Regions from separate parts of the Mus musculus genome. Here region 2 is linked to region 1. The links are chromatin loops, found by intact Hi-C in ENCODE. Cell type or tissue: left cerebral cortex. All regions are shown on one strand. Links, peaks and the distances in the headings refer to the core of each region. The heading gives the core; the rest is flanking DNA.

The links. Peaks named below come from ENCODE experiments on the same cell type or tissue, not always from the same donor. Only the 100,000 strongest peaks of a DNase experiment are listed, where the experiment ranks them.
Region 2: a loop joins it to region 1, with 2.6 times the contacts of the local background. A loop is called at or near these places in 18 of 42 quality-filtered maps.

Annotation. Positions count from the first base shown.
Region 1 is chr15:27,657,755-27,661,754 of GRCm38, reverse strand. It overlaps Otulinl (OTU deubiquitinase with linear linkage specificity like), which reads left to right. Exons shown (of 8, transcript NM_001242423.1): 6 at 1,737-1,865; 7 at 3,441-3,710. Among named protein-coding and RNA genes, the nearest start is that of Otulinl, 22 kb to the left of the region's middle. In left cerebral cortex, for the core only: a CTCF peak has its summit at 1,995 (motif pointing left); a DNase peak (open chromatin) is centred at 1,986.
Region 2 is chr15:27,857,284-27,861,967 of GRCm38, reverse strand. All of the region lies in intron 11 of Trio (triple functional domain (PTPRF interacting)), which reads left to right. Among named protein-coding and RNA genes, the nearest start is that of Gm29975, 140 kb to the left of the region's middle. In left cerebral cortex, for the core only: a CTCF peak has its summit at 2,188; DNase peaks (open chromatin) are centred at 1,283, 2,168 and 2,603; H3K27ac peaks cover 2,093 bases.

The DNA of each region.
Region 1 (4,000 bases), core at 1-4,000:
CTTGGCAACAATGTATCGGGCTGTTAAGGATAGTCTAGCACAGGATTTTATAGGTACATTGTCTGTTTCTTCTAGGCAAATGCCCAGGAGCTAGCTTCCTGGTTATGTGGGAGGTATGTGCTTAACTTTAGAGAAACTGCCACATTGATCTCTAAACCTGCTTGGCCTTTTTTTTTTTTTTTTTTTTTTTTTTTTTTTTTTTGCCATTCCGCCAGTATAGTGTAAGGGTTATAGTCGCCCCACCTGGTCACCAGCAGTTAGAATTGTTGGATTTATTTGTTTGTGGCCATTCTAATAGGTATATTTTGTTTGTGTGGGTGGGGGAGGGGCACATGCCTTAGTGCATGTGGAAGACAGAGGACAGCTCCACGAACCTGGTTCTTTCCTTCCACCTCTGCATGGGTTCCCAGGATTGAACTTGGGTCATCAAGTTTGCACAGCAAGCCCCATTGTTCACTGAGCCATCTCGCAGGCCCTCACTTGGCTTTTAATGAACAGATGTTGAGTATCTCTTGTGTACCTATTTGCCATCCATATCATCGTCTTGGAAAATTACCCATTTGAGACCTTTGTCTGTCTCTGTTGGATCATTTTCCAATTGCTGTTTTGGAAATTCTGTATATGTCTTGAATATGAGTGCTTCATTGGATATGTGATTTGCAGATGTCTTCTCTTGGTCTCAGGTCTTTTATCATTTTTCTTAATCAGTTATGGCAGTGTGTTCTCTCTTTTATTTATCTTATTATATGGCTGTTTTGCTTGCATGGATGTACATGCACTATGTGACAAGAAAAGAGCAATGGGTCCCCCTGGAACTGGAGTTACAGACAGTTGTGAGCCACTGTGTGGGTGCAGGGAACTGAGCCTGGTCCTCTGGAACCCTACCTAATGACTGAGACAGCTGTCCAGCCCCAGTCACATTGTCTTGATTAGCAACTTGAATTATGTTTTGATTGCAGCATGCCCAATTTAAGATGGCAGAGCAACAAAGAGGTAGCACTCATGTATATGGCCTCACGGTCTGTCTCCTTGGTGTCTTCTGTTTAAAATTGTTCTCTGTCATTCTATTTGATAGCAGATACTTGTGGAATATATGTAGTATGCTAGCCCTACCTCTAGTTAACTCAAATAAAGAGTGTTACAGAAAACCCAGGTTTCCGCTGCTGAAGCTGTGCAGTAAGGCACCAGCTGTGCAGAGTGGACTTGGTTCTTACAGACACCGAAGTCTAATCTTTGCACCTTCCAGAATTTGACCTGGAACTCTGTGAAATGAATGGTATAGTTGCTCGTTTCTAGTGGAAATGAGGCTAAAGGGTAAAGGAATAGGAAATGCTGGCTAAGTCCTTTCTCGGCCTTTGAGGGACAACCGGGTCTGGAAGGCAACAGCGTCTCTGCTAAGACAGCAGCTGCTTGGTATGCCCTGCTTTCTTAACACCATTTAGTTACATAGTTTCTAAAGCAATATGCCAAGGGCATGCAGCATTTTATACAAAAGGATTGCTCCTTTGGGCAAAATCCTAGGTTTCCATCTTTTCTAGAATATAATCTAAAAAAAAAAAAAAATCACTTAATCCACAAATCTAAAGCAAAGATGGCCTCGTGCTTTTTACTTAACTGACATTGTTGTCTCTCCGAGGGTTGCTCCACGAGATAAGACCATGTGCCGTGGCATTCCAAATCGTGCGTGCTAAGTGCTGAGACACTAATCATTTGTCGGCATCTACTTCTTTTTCAAGCTTCCTGAAAAACTACTCTTTTCTCAAGGCTGTAACTGGATCCAGCAGTACAGTTTCGGGCCTGAGAAGTACACAGGTTCCAATGTGTTTGGAAAGTTACGGAAATGTGTGGAGTTACTGAAACTGCAGGTGAGCGTTTAGGGAAACACAAAACAAGAAAAACCCCACCTACTGGAATAGAAGCATCCATGTCTCAACTGCAGCGGGTTCCCTGTAACTTGGGGCGTATCCGGTGCGTTAGGGAAATGAAACAATGCAGAGCGCCCCCTGCTGGTGGAAGCTTGCTTTCTCCTCCAAGTAGCAAGGCGGAGCCAGTGTCCTTGCTCTGTGATGGATTTGCCAGTTGTGGGGTAGAAGCTTCCATAGCTTTGCTGGAAACCTGACCCGTGAGGGAATTTGGTTTCCAATATGGTACAATGTCCAAACCTCAGAAATGCCCTCCTGCAAGCAATGCCCCCTGCGCATGCGGGGTTGGTGCGGGTATAATAAGTAGACTAACAGCTCTGCCTGACTTTTAGTAATAATCAGGCTCCAAGTGATGGAAAGTATGGTTTGCTTACCTCTCTCTGTCTGGCTTATCTGGGGGGAAATGCCTTTCTGAGCCATGGCTCTCTTCTTGCTGAAGAACTGAGTAGTCTATACCCTGGATGATTATCACGAGGGTGTGAGTTAACCCACATAGGTGCTCTGCAGAGAGCCAGCCAGCCACACCCTCTCTTGCATGGTTCTACACTGGCATAGTCCTTGGACGACCCGATGGCCCCAAGCAGTTTTAGAGAACCGACATGTTTGATAGTTTACACAGTAATGGTGTGTCTTGGGGAAACTGACTTTATTTTATTTTTTATATAGATAATTATATGCATTTGTGCATTAGGCTAGTAACTCGTGCTTCTCTTATGAGATGCTGTAGACTGGATGACTTAAACAAGCAATGATTATTTCTTGCAATTGTAAAGGTTGGATGTCTGAGACCAGGAGTCCAACAGGCAGTGACATTCGGTGATGGCCCTCTTTCTAGTTTATAGACAGGTGGACAGCGTTTTGGTTTTGTTTGTTTTGTCATCACATAACAGGAGGAGAACCAGCAATCACTGGGCTTCCTCTTAGAAAGCCACCAGTCCCACTTGTGAGGACTCTACCCACAGAAGCCAATACCTCCTCCAATACAGGCCTCACCTCCTAATGCTGTCTCCCTGGACTAAGATGTTTGACCTATAAGTTTGAGGAGGCAGGTGAACATTCAGCCCACTGTGGTGTACTCATGATTAAAAAGAATGCAATAGTCCCAAAATGCAGGCATGAAAATGTAACTGTATAAAATCCTGCCCTCCTGTTTGGCTTATTTGATTAGTGGTTCATATGTTGCTGTGTGATCTTCTCAATTCACACTTCCCAGTTCACACGCCCCAGTTCACACTTACCAATTCACACTTCCCAATTCACACATCCCAGTTTACACTCCCCAGTTCACATGTCCCAGTTCACACTTCCCAGTTTACATGTCCCGGTTCATACTTACCAGTTCACACTTACCAGTTCACACGTCCCAGTTCACACTTACCAGTTTACACTTACCAATTCACACTTCCCAGTTTACACTTCCCAGTTTACACTTACCAATTCACACTTCCCAGTTTACACGTCCCAGTTCACACATCCCAGTTCACACGTCTCAGTTCACACTTCTTCCTGTGTTTGTAGTGGACTGAGTTTAGTGGGATGAGAGATCACCACAAGAGAGGGAGCATGTGTAACAGCCTCTTCTCCGACGCCATCCTGGAGTGTAAACTGTACGAAGCTTTGAAGTTCCTCATGCTCTACCAGGTCACGGAAGCGTATGAGCAAATGAAGACCAACAAGGTTATCCCCAGCCTTTTCAGACTCCTGTTTTCCCGGGAGTCATCGCCGGATCCTTTGAGCTTCATGATGAATCACCTGAATTCCATAGGCGACACTTGTGGTTTGGATCAGGTGAGTAGGACTCATGGTGTGTGATCCAAGGGTGACTCGGAAGTACTTGAACCCATGGCCTTTAGGGTATATGCTTAGCATTGATGAAAACACCTGCACAGAGGTGGCTAGCTAAAATTGCTGGCCCTCCATGTGTGAAAGAAAAATAACAAGGCTCCTTTCTGGGTGCCATGCCCTTGTGAGTCCAAGCATCCTTGCACCAGAGAACGCTGCTTCATAGATCCTTGTGACCACAGTGGCCACTCAGAAAGCCAGATCGTTGCTGGAAGGCATGTACTTACCGGTCACAG
Region 2 (4,684 bases), core at 284-4,283, 200 kb before region 1:
AGCTGGCATCTGGATGCTGTTTGAGTCACACAGACCTGCTGCTCAGTTCTCTAGCCCACCACAGAAAGTCCAACATGTTCGGGAGAGATCTGATACCAGAGAACTCCAGGTTCTCCTCCATGCCCGCAGAGGTTGAGGGATGAAACAGACGAGGGGAATGGCGGACAGGTTGTAGAAGTGTGGTCACAACTTCCAGGCTGGAGGATTTTTTTTTTCCTTGCAGAGAGGAATTAAATTACACTTTGACACACTGCAAACTATTTCAGGATGACATTAGTCATTTTCAAAATTAATTTATTTACATCAAACAGTGCCCCCCTCCCCTGCAACCCCAGCACATTTGCAGCAGACCGTAGGCATTTATAAAATGACTTGGATGGAGGAGGGGCTTCCCCCTGTGTTTATAACTGTCACAATGCTGAGGAGAGATTATTTGACTTGTCGGAGGTATTGTAGAAGAGAAAGAAAGGTGAAAATTTCCAAGTGTCAAGCTCTTTCTTGGGATAATGCGGCATGCACGGTGTCCAGATCATTGGAGTCCCTTGGATCACACGGTTGGTCCTACAGTCCCCCGGCTGTCAGTCACATTTCATCTCTTGTCCCTGGCTGTTCATCATTGCCTTTAGCCTCATCTCACCTGTCCACAGTGTGCAGCCCTCAGAGCCCACACATTGCTCCCTATCGCACGTGGAGCTGCCGTGGCGCCGCTGTGGGTTTCTTCCTCGTACCAACACTTGACACCTGCAGCAGTGACGTTTTGCAACACCGATCTTAGTTCTCTGTTCTGCCTCCACCCCATACGTGCCATCTGATGTCCTCTCAACACACCACACAAGGACAGGTGCTTCTCAACCCCTACATCTCAGGCAGGGAGGGCGGTAGCTCAATGTATGACAGTGCCTGCTGCTCCTGCATGAGAAGCCCTGTTTCAGACCCCAGCACTCCAGTGAAAATCCCAGTGCATAGTCAGGGACAGGAGGAGGGTCACTGGGGCATGCTGGCCGCCAGTGCGGCTCCAGGCTAAGAGAGAAACCCTGCTACAGGGGGATAAAGTGGAAAGTGGTGGAACGGGCATCCGAAGTCCTCCCGCCTTTGCACATGCTCAGGGGCGTGCTCACCCATCACCCACACACAAGTGCACAGAGAGGAGACACACACTACATTTCCTACCAAGACAGCAGGTACGTGTGTTCAGCATACCGTTGGTTACTTCTGGCAGAGGAGTTTCCTGTAGGTAGTGGGAACGGTTCCCTTTCCAGCCGGTTCCTTGCGCCTGCACTAAAATCACGTGCTGTGTGCATAGAGGTTGTTCTACTGCATTGGCACCTGCAGGCTGCTATTGAAACCACTCGCTTCTGCTCAGAACGTGTAGCTGCAGCAGCAGCGCTGGGGAGCTGTGACCAAGACTTCTCACTGCCTCTGCAGTGCGCACAGCTCCACTGGGCTAAGTGATTCCCCCTTCCGCCGAGGGCAGGGACATCGGTCTCAGTGGCACTAGCTTCTGTGTGTAGAGCCCTGGCCGCAAGCTAGTATGCCCATCCGTGTACCTAGCTTACTCTTTCTCAAAGTAGCTTTGCGGTCTGTGAAGGCTTAGTCGGTGAAGTTCCCCCATTTCATAGCTAGAACTACAGGTAAAGAACACAAGGACTTTGCCATGGGCTTCTCAGGTGGTGTGCACGGAGACCTTCTGCATCAGTCTCCATGGTGACACTGATGACAGCCTGCATGGCCTCCCCTGCAGTGCAGAGATTGCTGCTGAGTCTCTTCCATGCCTCGGGACTCCCTTAGCCGCCTATGGCCCAGTCCTTTCCAGAACCATCAGCTCATACAGAAATTCCTCCCCGAGTGATGAAGAGAGGACCCTCTTCTAGAGATGAGATGATTCAGGGACTTTCCACTAGGAAAGTGTAGGGCCAAGGTCAATGGGTGAAGAACTGGCGTTAGGATCGTTCCTGGTGCTGGGGAGAGACGAGAGCCTTGCACATCTTTGTCCCAGAGCTTTTCTCCACATTACTTCACTTCCCAAGACCATCTTTCTCTTTGTTTATTGGTCCATGGCCATGCCTCTGGTTGCTTCCAGTCCAGTTGGGGGCAGTTTTCTGCAGAACACCCACCCCAGCTTACACATCTTCAGAACTCCCATTACTAGACTGAAGGCCCGGCCATGCCTCTTAAGGTCTCTAGGGGACAGTGTTGCCTATGCCTGTGTCTTGACAGTTCTATGGTTCTTAAAATACAGAAACCAGGTTGCAGTGAATTTGCATAGAACATCTCTCTTCTTGCTGTTGAATAAAGATGGATTTTTTTCACTGTAGATTATCAGTTTGCACAGAAGTGCATTATTTTTTATCCTTGGGAAACTTTGACTTATGGCTTTCACAAATATCCTAGAGAGTTAAAATGTCTTTTGTTCAGGGGCACTTTAAGTATTGTGTGTTATGTGATTTTAAATTCCTAAAAAATAAACTTTGTGTATATGCACCAGTCCATCCTCAGTTGGCATCACAAAGGGCCTTTCTCTAAGACTCTCCTTCAAATCGAGTAAGAGTATTTCAGGCCTTTGACATCATGCTTTTTATATATAGCCTCAGCCCCTGTTTCCTCGGCATCTGCGCCATCCCAGAGTCACTTCCTGTAGTCTTCTGAGTGTTTTTATCTCTGTGGACTTCACTGGCAGGCCAGGTGGGGAGCACACGGCACCAGTGACTGGAGTCCGAATGTCCAGGATGTGGAGGGGAAATGCCTGTGTGTGTGTGTGTGTGTGTGTGTGTGTGTGTGTGTGTGTGTGTGAGAGAGAGAGAGAGAGAGAGAGAGAGAGAGAGAGCGCTCTGCTGTGTGGAAGGGCAAAACTTGACCCCTAAATATTCCTGGCACTTCCCCTAGAATTCAGATTCCCCTTACACCCTTTCCTTGACCTATAGCATCTTACGCTATTTTAGGGTAAGAGGGCTTAAATGCTAAGTCTGCCAGACTAAGTGACTAGTTTAGGATAATTGAGGAGCCTAGATACGTTTTGAAAGGTACTCATAAAAGATGTAAAACTTTATGAATTGTCTTATCATGAGATTTTCTTAAAAGAAAGGCAGCAATAGTGACTGATTGATTTATCCTCTTTTTATATATACTCTCACCGACTCTTTTAGGCAGCCCTAACTTGCCATTCACATTAGCCCATGACCTGTAGGTGAAACTGAGTGATAGACCAGGTAAGGAAAGGCCAGCACTTCTGCCCAGCAAGGTCTCATCTGTTTTGACCTCAGGCAGGCTGTCATAGACACAGACGACCACAGTCACATGTGGCAGGAACATTTATTCCTCTGTCCCCGTGCTGTTGCCTGTACGCATACCTGTGTGCTGCACCTCAGGGCCAGCCCAGAGGCTGTCTTTGATTAGCTCTTTATCAATGCATAAAGATTGTCTAAGTGCTTTGTAACTTACTTTCAGTAGCACTTGTCCAGACTAGAGGAATGTGGCAGAGGCTCCCCCCCTCATTAGCACCCCACTCCCTCCTCAGTCCACAGTCAGCTTCTAGAGTCCACTACAGTGAAGGTCAGAGGAGAGCTGTCAGCCCCTCCCCAGACCAGACCAGGTGCCCCGGCCGGGATCAACACCTGTGTGCAGGAGGAACCCTGAGCAAGGTAAAGGAGCAGGCGTGGCAGCGTGCTGGGCTGTTCCATTCACTTGTGCACAGCCTTCCTGGGACAGCTTGAGCAAAGCTCATGAGCTCAAGCAGGAGACTGCTGAGATTTTAGGAGACAGGAAGTCAAGGATTCTTCTTTCCATTGCTTTTGAACAGAATCAGTACAGATGCAAAGAAACACATTGTTAATAAATACCTATCTTGGGAGGGCAGAGGGCTCTGGTAGTGCCATGATCAAGTGTATCTGTCATTGGAACCCAGTGGGTGAGTTCTGTGTTTGGTTAGCCAACCACCCTCGCAGTGCCACTGGTCTGGTGGAAGGCAGCTGTTAGCTTAGGAAAGTCCACTGACTTGGTCATCACAGCAGGCTAAACGCTTGGACTCATCAGGGGAACAGTGCAGTCCACTTTGCTAAGGGGTTGGTTATTGCTTGGAGCAGCATTTGCTTTCTGTTTCTTTGAGAAGACTCCTGTCGTCTATTGCGTTAAGTTGAATCCATCCTGTGTTAATTACAGAGTGCTTAGCTTGTGGAGCACACCTGTCTGCACAGATGTTCCACTGCATCTTCCTTCACTTGTTGTCTTGGTAATTCCTCCATGAGCATGGAGATTTCTTAGATCCTGTCCTACCAAGCTGCATCATAGAGAATTTAGCTGATGTGTGTGGCCCACAGTTATGCTTTGCTAAAGAGTTTCTCCAGCCTTACTCCAAACCTTAAGGCTAAACAGTACCACTGTGGTACTACTGTGCACTGGAGTGCTAATGTGTGATTCAGGTGGTACCACCGTGGTACTGCTGTCCAGCTCCACTCTGGTGCGGTTGCAACCCCCATAGAGCGCTGTACAGTGATATCTAGAATTACAGCGCAGTACAACCTATGGCAGCTAAGTGTGGTTTCCACAGAGAGTCTCAGAGCCAGCTGGCAGATCTTCAGGATCGTGAAGCTCTTGTCCTTTTTATCATTTGTAAGTGCAGCCACTGTGCTGGCACGCAGGGAGTGAATGCAGAAACAAAGGAAAGCACAGGTGAGATCCTTACTGGCAG